2 separate regions of the Homo sapiens genome follow, and region 1 is linked to region 2. Evidence: chromatin loops called from intact Hi-C (ENCODE). Cell type or tissue: CD4-positive, alpha-beta T cell. All regions are shown on one strand. Each heading gives the region's core, and the rest is flanking DNA. Links, peaks and the distances in the headings are about the cores only. Region 1 overlaps KCTD16 (potassium channel tetramerization domain containing 16). Region 2 holds the start of LOC124901099 (a long non-coding RNA gene).

What was found. Hi-C counts contacts between places; a loop is a spot of excess contacts. Peaks named below come from ENCODE experiments on the same cell type or tissue, not always from the same donor. Only the 100,000 strongest peaks of a DNase experiment are listed, where the experiment ranks them.
Region 1: it touches region 2 in a loop (4-fold over the local background); 3 of 110 quality-filtered maps call a loop at or near these places.

Annotation. Positions count from the first base shown.
Region 1 is chr5:144,181,155-144,186,538 of GRCh38, forward strand. All of the region lies in intron 2 of KCTD16 (potassium channel tetramerization domain containing 16), which reads left to right. Among named protein-coding and RNA genes, the nearest start is that of KCTD16, 13 kb to the left of the region's middle. In CD4-positive, alpha-beta T cell, for the core only: CTCF peaks have their summits at 2,334 (motif pointing left) and 2,537; a DNase peak (open chromatin) is centred at 2,317.
Region 2 is chr5:143,220,508-143,225,891 of GRCh38, forward strand. It overlaps ARHGAP26 (Rho GTPase activating protein 26), which reads left to right. Exons shown (of 23, transcript NM_001135608.3): 23 at 1,851-5,384. The coding sequence ends at 1,939. LOC124901099 (a long non-coding RNA gene) reads right to left here and starts at 916. Exons shown (of 2, transcript XR_007058981.1): 1 at 1-916. In CD4-positive, alpha-beta T cell, for the core only: no CTCF peak of the experiment used is centred there; DNase peaks (open chromatin) are centred at 1,954, 2,594 and 3,024; H3K4me3 peaks cover 742 bases; H3K27ac peaks cover 3,058 bases.

The DNA.
Region 1 (5,384 bases), core at 115-5,114, 960 kb after region 2:
GATCTCCTGACCTCATGATCCGCCCGCCTCTGCCTCCCAAAGTGCTGGGATTACAGGCGTGAGCCACCGTGCCCAGCCTATACTGCAACTTTTTATGCAAAGATTTTCAAATATTTTTTAAACATGTTTTTAAAACCACCACTTCTCAATGGGATGTAATTGAAAAACAAAACAAAACAAAACAAAGAATAGTGAACGTTCTTGTGTAATCTGAGAGGCCTATGTTGGTTAGTAGCAGTATCTACACAGCAATTCCCTTTTGGGTCTATATAGCCAAAGGATATCAAATCAGCACCTTATAGAGATACCTGCACTCCCATGTTCATTGCAGCATTTTTCAAAATAGCTAAGATATGGAAACAACCTAAATGTCCATCAGTGGATGATTGAATAAAAAATTTGTTGTTGGTGGTGGTGTTTGTGTGTATAATTGAATATTATTCAGCTTTTGTAAAGAAGGAGATTCTGCCATTTGTGCAACATGGATGAAACTGGAGGACACTATGTTAAGTGACATAAAGCAGACATAGGAAAATACTGCATGATTTCCTTTGTATGTTGCTGTGGTTTGGATGTGTCCATCAAAAAGTTGTTGTGTTGGAAACTGAATGGTCATTGTAACAGTATTAAGAGGTGAGGCCTTTAAGAGGTGATCAGGGCAGGGCACGGTGGCTCATGCCTGTAATCCTAGCACTTTGGGAGACTGAGGCAGGTGGATCACCTGAGGTCAGGAGTTTGAGACCAGGCTGGCCAAGATGACAAAACCCCATCTCTACTAAAAATACAGAAATTAGCCAGCCGTGGTGGCACGTGCCTGTAATTCCAGCTACTTGGGAGGCTGAGTAGCTTGAACCTGGGAGGTGGAGGTTGCAGTGAGCTGAGATCGCGCCACTGCACTCTGGCCTGGGCAACAAAAGTGAAACTCCATCTCAAAAAAAAAAAAAAAAGTTATCAGGCCACTAGAGTTAAGCTCTCATGAAGGGATTGATGCTGTTATCGCAGGATTATGTTAGTTATGGCAGGAGTGGGCTCCTAATAAGGTTATCCCCATTCATTTCTCTGTCTTGTGTGGTCACTTCCCCCCTTCACCTTCTGGCATGGATGACTCTTGCCAGGTGCCAGCACCATGCTCTTGGACTTCACAGCCTCCAGAATGATAAGCCAAATAAAATTCTATTGCTTATAAAGTACCCAGTCTGTGGCATTCTGTTATAGCAGTAGAAAACAGACTAAAACATATGTGGAATCTAAAAGCAAACAGAGAAACAAAGCCCTTTAAATATACAAAAGCAGAATAGAATGATGGTTACCATAGGCCAGGGGAAGAAGGGATTGAGATATGTAGGTCAAAGGGTACAAAGTAGCAGTTATGAGGATTAGCACATCTTGAAATCCAAAATACAGCAGGAGGGCTATGAAGGTGATAGTTAATAATATACTATTGCATAATGGACATTTTCAAAGAGTAGATTTTAGGTGCTTTTACCACACACACACCAGCGATTGCTTGAGCCCGGGAGATTGAGGCTGCAGTGAGCCATAATGGTGCCATTGCCCTCCAGCCTAGGCTGACACAGGGAGATCCCTGTCTGAGAGAGAGAGAGAGAAAGAGAGAGAGAGAGAGAAAGACAGACAGAGACAGGTTAAAGAAAAAGTTTCTTAAGATTAAGTACAATTGTGATCTTAATTACCTTTTACCTTTCTTCACTCCCAGTTATGTTTGTTATTATTATTTCTTTGTTATTATTGTTTGTTGTTACTTAACACATATACATACACAGAGTATCTTGTGAGATGATGGATATGTTAAGTTGCTTACTTGTAATCATTTCTCTATGTACATGTATATAAAAAGTCATGTTGTACACCTTAACTTTATGTAATGAAACATAAAAAAAAAAAATAAAAGAGTGGGAGTAAGACCAAAGCAAAATAAACGTGAAAGAAAGAATTCTAAATATATATTAGATCCTAACATGTAAGTAAAGGGCTACTTCAGTATTGAATCTACTTATTGGTGTTTTGTGTTTCTGTGGATATGGTTTTACTGTTATTACATACATTTAGAAATGTTATTCAATTACTAGTGGAGTATTCTGCTTCTTGCACACTGTTCTTCCCTATAAAAACATGGTCTCAAAATAAAATAATTTACTCATAGAATAAAACACAGTTGGATAACTATTCCGTAGTGCTCTTTCTCTACCTATAATGATGCACAACATTTGCTGTTTGCTTATTTTTTTAATGATGCATAAAGGATGACTCTCCTTTTCGTCTCTACAATTTCACATCAGTAAAATGTTTATTCCATGCTCATTTTGCCCCCTAGTGGCTTTTTATGGCCTTGTCCCATATTTAAAAATAATTTTCAAATCTTGTGGAATATAAGAAGGAAAAGTACCATTCTGTTCCTCTGCCACATGCACATTGCTTTATACATGAGGAAACTAAGCCCCAGAAAACTCGCGGGACTAGTCTGGTGTCACACATCCAGCTAGAACTAGAAATTGTATATTGCTGCCTTCTCCTACCCTACTAGAAATAAGCCTCAGGAAGACAGGGCATTTTTGTTCATTGATGAACAAGAATAGTGCCTAGCAAATGGTAGGTGCTTAGTAAATATTTGCTATATGTTATAAATAAAAGTATAAATGAATCAAGGCTAGAACTTATATTTATAGGTTTCATGCTTTACATAATACTATGTAGTATGTTTTATCTTTACCATAAATCTTGTACATAGTGCTTGATACTTGATTCTACTTTACTTCGTGACAATTTCAACTCCTTGAACTACCTCACCCTTTACTTGTTTTGTCATTAGGTTTGTTACATTATCATTCATTTATTCATTCAATATTAGTACCAGCTTAATCAGGTACTGTGATGCCTACAGAACTATAAAGACGTACTTTTTAAAATTCAATTTTTATTTATTATTAACTTGGTAAAATACCATGTAACATAAAATTTGCTGTCTTAACTATTTTTAAGTATACAGTTCAGTGTTGTTAAGTGTATTCACATTGTTGTGAAACTAATCTCTATAACTTTTTAAACTTGCAAAGTGAAATTCTATCTCCATTAAACTTCCCACCCCAGCTCTGGCAAACACCATTCTACTTCTATTTCTATGCATTTGACTACTGTATATAGTATTATTCTTTTTATGACTGGCTTATTTCACTTAGCATAATGTCCTCAAGGTTCGTCCATGTTAAAGTCTATGGCACATTTTGTTTATCTGTTTATCACTGATGGACACTTGGGTTGCTTCCATCTTTTAGCTCTTAGGAATAATGCTCCTATGAATGTGGGTGTACAAATATCCACTTGAGACCCTGATTTCAATTCTTTTGGATATATACTTAGAAGTAGAATTGCCTGATCATATGGTAATTCTATTTCTAATTTTTGAGAAACTGCCATACTGTTTTCTATAGTGGCAACACCATTTTACATTCCCACCAACAGTGCACAAAGGTTCTAATTGCTCCATACGATAGCCAACACTTGTTATTATTTTCTTTCTTCCTTCTTGTAGTGCCATGCTGGTGAGTGTGAGGTGATATCTTATTATGGTTTTTATTTGCATTTCCCTGATGATTAGTGATGTTGAGCATCTTTTCATACACTTGTTGGACATTTGTATAAATTCTTTGGAGTAATGTCTATTCAAGCCCTTTGCTACAAAGAGGTGCATTTAATTAATCAGTTACTTCCTCTGTCTACAGAAAAATTTTAGTTAGCAACATGGTAAGAGCCATTTCCCTTGTTCTTTTTGATAAACTACATCACCATTATTTCAGATCTCAGTAATAAATATAAAATAATAACCAAAACTTGCTCTTATTATGTGTCAGGCACTGTTCTAAATATCTTACATATATTAACTAATTTACTCCTCAAAACTTCCTTATAAATGGATACTGTTAACTATCTTCATTTTGCAGAGGAAGACAGAGGCAGAGAGAGGTAAGTGACTTGTCCAAAGTCAAATGGCTGCTGAGCAGTAGAGTGAGGATGGGTACCTAGGAAGTTGATTTAGAGTCTATGCACTTAACCACAACATTATTTTGCCTCTCTGACACCTACTCAGTCTTTTAAAATATCACCTACATCTTTGTTATTGGACACCTCTTCTGTATAAGTTTGTATTTCAGACAACAGAAAATTAAATGCAAATTGATAGCATTGTAGGAAGATACTCATTGCCTCAGTGGATGCCAAGTCTAGGGTACAGCTAGCTTCAGATTTGTTTGAATTCAGTGGCTCAAACAATATCATATATCTTAATGGTCCCAGAAAATGTTCCCAAATCACATCTTTTTTGGCTCTGGTTGAGCTTCATGTCCATTGCTGTAATAAAAATGGTGGCAGGGAGTATAAAATGCTGTGACCAGTCTACCCAAGTAAGTCATGCACCTGTACCTGGAGCAAGGGTGACAGCAATACAGCCTGAAGCACAGAAACCTGGAGTAGGGGAGGGATAATTCTCATGCAGTATTACTAGACACCCATTTACATTTTATTGTTTTCTTGGGAGATAGGGAGCTTTTTTGCATTAGGAATAAATACATGAGTGAAATTACTAAGATTAAAAAAAAACCCCTTTCTTGTCATGAATGATTTGAGTAATAAAAAGATAATAACAATAGGTAACATCAATTTAGTACTTACTATATAATAAATGCTGTCCTAAGTATTTTACATGTATTGGCTCAATTAATCCTCACAAGAACTCTCTAAGTCAAGTGCTATTATCATCCTGTTTTACTGGTAAGATACCTGAGGTGCAAAAGTTTCTGGGTGTACCTGGAAGGGAATATGATAACTTGCCCTAGGTGACCCAGTTGATGAAGTCAAGATTTGAACTCCAAGTGAGCTTCAGAATCTCTTCTGTATTCTAACATTTGAACACCAGGCTGTCTTCAGAGCCTCTTCTATAATCTATCATTCATATCATAAGGTAGCTTACTTGTCACATATGGAAACTGTGGCCCACAAAAGAAACAGAATAATTCATCAGTTATGCTTGATGTTTGCTACCAGGAAAGACAGCAGAGACTCTCATATGGCCAACCCAGAAAACAATTAGAGTTTACACTAGCATCTAAAGTCTACAGTTATGTAAGAAAGAAATATGTAAATATGAAGTATATTCTACGAAGTTTGTGCTAGATCTCATTTTTTTTAAAAAAAAAAAGAAAAAAAAAAAAACTAATGGCTTATTGTCCCTGTTCAGAGCCTAAGGGAATTGGTTTAAAGTTTAAATAAAAAATTGTACATGCTGCCAGTCAGAACTATTCATCATCATAAGCATTGCATTTATTTTATTTATATGTGCTTTAACAATATTCTAGATTTGTAGTTTTAAAAAA
Region 2 (5,384 bases), core at 319-5,318:
AAGTGATCTTGGAAGCTTTGGTTGGATGGATGGGCAGAGGGCAGGGGTATATGGGTGTTCTTTAAGAGTGGCATGGGAGAGCTTTGGTCATTGGAGAGGCCAGGTTGCTTTTAAGTTGTGTCTTCTTCCAAGGCACTTCTCTCCCAGACTGTCTCTTGTGTGGGTTGTCATGAACCCAAAGTATCCTTGCTGTTTATTCCTGAAGCTTAGTGATCTGAAATTGGCCAACTTTGGAGGCCAACTAATAGATGTTTAACCTTGTCTTTTCCTAAGGAGGCACTCAAGGTGTACCCAAAGTTGACTGACACTGATCTTCTGGAAGCCTCAAGGCTGATTCTTTTGCTGCCTCCCATTTGTCTCCTTTGGTTTCTGTTCTTGCGTCTTTCCCTACAAACTGAAACTAGAATTCTGTAGCAGTGTCGGAGCGGAAATGCTTTTCTAAAACAAGCTCAGGAAGTCATTTAATTAGCCCAGGAAGGGAATAGGGGAAAATCTATTCTCTCCAAATAATCTTGGAAAATTGGAGTTTTCCTAACACATTAAGAGTAAATGTCCTGCCTCACTGCAGAGTGATCTGTACATCTTCAGTTGACAAGCATGAACATCCCCCACCTCTTAGTCCCATGATTCCTTCTCTCTTCCTTCCTGCTATTGACTACTGTGCAGACTCAGCTGGATTTTAGATAATCTTTATAATATCACAATGGTTTCCATGGAGATGGATCATGATGTCACAAAAGTAGATATATATTCTTTGGATACTGAAAAATCAAAGGGCAATAGAGGGAGGAAGAGAAGAATTTTCAAACTGGTATATAGAGGAGGGGGAAATCTAGAGAACAGGAAAGAAAACTAAGAAAGGGTGTGAGTGAAACAGAGAAATGGCTATTCAAAGGCTATTCAAAATGACAGCAACCAAAAAAAAAAAAAAAAAAAACCCCAGAAAATTTGCAAGGAAATTAGAAGCAGGGGGTAAGGATTTGAAGGAAAGTAAGATGATGACAAGAAGCTGGATTGATTGATTGAGACAGGGTCTTGCTCTGTCGCCCAGGCTGGAGTGCAGTGGTGCAATCACGGCTCACTGCAGCCTCGACCTGCTGAGCCCAAGCGATCCTCCCGCTTCGGCACTCCCCCTCCTCCAAGTAGCTGGGACTACAGACACGCTCCATCAAACCTAGGTAGTTTTTGTATATTTTGTAGAGACAAGGTTTTGCCATGTTGCCCAGGCTGTTCTTAAACTCCTGGGCTAAAGCAATTCACCTGCCTCAGCCTCCCAAGGTACTGGCATTACAGGCGTGAACCACCAGGCCCAGCCTCTAGAAGCTGGATATCTTTAAAGAGTAGTTCTTAGCAGTCTTCCATGGGCACTGCACTGAGTACATAGTTGATACTGGGCAGGTGGGTGGGTGGATGGATGGAAGGAAGGAAGGAAGGAAGGAAGGATGGAAGGATGGATACATGTATGGATGGACCAGGACAACTGTTGCCCTCTAACAAGAGTAGGAATCTGTCACTTCTTTGTAGTTTAAACCAGGAGCTTCAGAAAATCCGTGAAACCCCTAAAATTGTACACAAAATTTTGTATGTCTGTGTCTGTTTCCTTTTTCATTGTAAAGAAAGTTCAGGACAGCTTTCATCAGAAGGCTTATATTCCACAAAAGGTTCAGAACCTTTGGTTTAAACTTCTAGAATGATGTAACTTAATAAGTGATTGTACTCATTGTCCAAGCTTCCTTCATACACACACACACACACACACACACACACACACACACACCCCACACACACATCTGCCGCCTGCTCTATCTGTAATGCCATCTCTTCTCGCTTTCTCTCCCCTTCCTGTACAGTTCACCCATCTCAGGAGCCTGGCTGGTTGGAGGGGACTCTGAACGGAAAGACTGGCCTCATCCCTGAGAATTACGTGGAGTTCCTCTAACCGTGGGCCCCAGCAGAACTGCTGAGCTTTACATGGTATCCATGACAACTGCTGATTCCAGTGTCGAGGCCATTTCTCTTTGCCACTGAGAAATGCAGCGTGACTGACTCTGTTGCTACCTGTCAACATGAATGTTTCTGTGAGCTCTGGTGTCACTCATCTCCATGATCATCTCAGCCAACATGCATCAGTACTGCAAGAAAAGAAGTCAATCAGCAGAGGAGAGCATTTGATAACTAAGAGGAAGACTTGCAAAGCCGTTTTCTCATGAGTACCCTGAATAGGGGGCACTCATTTTGTTTCAACGGTCCAAACGCCCAACCTTCAGAAAGAGGAAGTCAGATAGAAATAGTCCCTGAGAGCACACTGTGTAGCTAAGCCTGCTGGGGCTGGGTGAAGAAATTGGCGCTGAGATCCAGGCTGGATCCATTGCTTTTGTTTACAATAGGCACTCTCTCTACCCCACCTCTCAGTACTTGAGACTTAAAGTGCTACAGGCAGCTGGATCTGTTTGCATGCAGGATGAAGAGGGTTAAAACACTGTTTATATAAGATCCAATCTCTCACCATCTCTAAAGCAGCCGTTGGCCTGTCATCAGTGAGATACAATCCAGTCTTCTCATGCACGGGAACACACACACCCTGCGTTTCTCCCTCCCAGGCTAGGAACCTCTCTGCCACCAAGGGCTGCCATCCATCGCCTAGTAACCACGGCAACCCAACCTACTCTAAAACCAAACCAAAAAAATAAAATAACACATCCTCTTTGCATGACACATTTTTTTTCTCCCCTTTTTGGTACACTTTTTTTGAATGGTTTTCTAACAACTTGAAGCACAGGATCAAGGAATTAGGGTGGTCTACTTGAGGCAGATGGGATAGTAGCTGGGAACTGTTCCCTTTCTGATTAATTTCAGCAGCATCGGAATATATTTGGAGCACACCCTAGTAACCTCTTGAGATTAAATTACATAGTCTTAATATTTCTGTTCCTCCATGCAACTGATGTTTGTTTTTTAAAGGGTAAGATGCTGCCTCCCAATGGGTGATGCCATCTGACTGGTTTCCCCATGTCCTCCCATTCACCCATCTCTGCTCCCACCCTTGCCTGCCTCTAACCCACCACTGGCCAGCCCCCTTGCCCTACTCTGGGCTGCTGAACACTGGTGCTGTGGTGGTTTTCAAGGTTAATTCCTAGGCTAACCGTATGGCCTATAGTTTAAAAGCACATCTATGTTCACTGCCACTCTGAAAAAGGGAATTATTTCTCAGTCTTTCAAGGCTTGAGACTAATATAGGCCATTGTGATTCAGGAAGAAACCCAAGGTTGGAGGGTGGGATGAGTACCCTCTGAAAAAGGGAATTTGCTGGTGAAAAGAGGCTGGATCTTGTGGAAGACTGTCTTGGATGGGGAAGTACTACCTGGAGATTTCAAATTCACTTGGCCTGCAAACAACAGAGTTATCCGTATCTTCCACATGTGAATGTCATTGCAAGGGTGACTCTAGACAAACTACAAACCGATGGACCGTCAAGCTCCCCAGGAGCCCCTTGGATGGCAGCGTTGCTTCAGAGTGTTTCCTGTTTCTGGAATTCCTTGTTAGGGAACTTTAAAGAAGAAAAGAAAAACTTGAATTGTGTTGAATTACTGTATCTTTTACTTTTTTTTTTTTGAAAAGATAAACTTGTAAATAGAGTGATTTGAAATACTATATGGCAAAGTTTTATATTTGATATTCTTTAAGTTAGTTGCTCACACACTTAGGCTTTGATTGCTGAAGAAGTATGTTTAAGAGGGAGAGAGGGGAGGCAAAGCTGAAGAGAGTCAAGGTCACTGTCCCCGCTTCGGCCTGAAGGAAAGAGAAGACATTTCTATGGCCTTGCTCTCTGCTGTCCTGTTGGTGGGCACGACACATCAGTGGTGTTCAGTCTTTATGTGTTTTTAAGCATCCCTTGGGCTTTGGATTTGGAGATGGGAAGAGCATCTCCAGGCAATGAGTTTTTCAAAGAATGCCTACTTAGTAGTAAGATGAAGCTCAGGATTTAAATAAGTGGGGTCAGGCATTCGAGTTTTTGTCTTTCTTCTCAGGTGTATTTCTTGGTACCCCCAAGATATCAGGCCAGAAAGAGATGAGTCAGTTGCTGTGCTCTTTACTTCTTTTTCTCCACATCTTCTGAGGCTTTAGAAATGTGGACAAGCTAGTTTTCAAATTTTGTGTGCGTCTGTAAGTTCTTAAAGAACCAGCTTCTTAGAATGTTCAGTTCTCAATGTGCTGCTGCTTTCCCTTCTCCTAAACATTTTAAAACTCTTCCCTTTCACCTCCAATTCCCGTGATCCCAAAAGAAGAGGAAGACTCCAGGAGGGGTATAGATTGTGCCGTCATAGCTTTACAGGTGGTTTTAAAGTTAACAGGGGTTTGTCATGGTGATTCACTACTCAGTTTATCAGCTCAAGGATTATACAGCTCTTTTCCGGGAACTCACCCAGGAGCAAGCGAGACACTACCATTGAATCAGGGAATGAGAATTAAGAATGGACAGGACCAAGACAGAACTCAAGAAAGCCACTGGGGAAAACTCGAGAAGAAAGGGAGTATACTAGTAGGTTAGATCTGTGAACCTGAGGACAAGAAGACCTTGGGAAATGGAGGCCTCAGGGGATGTGCATTCACATACTATTACGCTTCTCAAAGAGAGACCAACATCATGCTTTTAACACATTTGATGAGGTTTTTTATTTGTGTTTTTGTTTGTTTTTTGAGATGGAGTCTCACTCTGTGGCCCAGGCTGGAGTGCAGTGGCGCAATCTTGGCTCACTGCAACCTCCACCTCCCAGGTTCAAGTGATTCTCCTGTCTCAGCCTCCCAAGTAGCTGGGACTACAGGCATGAGCCATCACACCCAGCTAGTTTTTTGTATTTTTAGTAAAGATGGGGTTTTGCCATGTTTGCCAGGCTGATCTCGAACTCCTGACCTCAAGTGATCTGCCCACTTCAGACCCCCAAAGTGCTGGGATTCCAGGTGTGAGCCGCTGCGGCCGACCACATTTGATGTTTGAAGTTGTAATCTGTCCCATCATAAACTTACCTGGAGCTCATGTGGAGGAACAGAAGGCCAAGATCCTTGCTTTGGGGGTGCCTCACGAAGCATCCCTGTAGACATTTGGCCCCAGCTTCACTGCTTGGAAGCATGTCCCTCCCTCTTGAGTTGGCTCTGATTTGAAATCGGGAGAAACAGAGCTGCTGCCAATGGGATCTTTTAGGTAACTCCCTCCCTAGCTTCCGTGTGTCTGTGCAGTGCCCATGAGCTGCTGCCAATGGGATCTTTCAGGTACCCCCTCCCCAGCTTCCCTGTGGCTGTGCGGTGCCCTTGACAGATGGCTTCTCTGTTTCCCTTTGCCCAGCCAGGCTCCCCTCCTTCCTATTAGCTACAAAACTGGATAAACT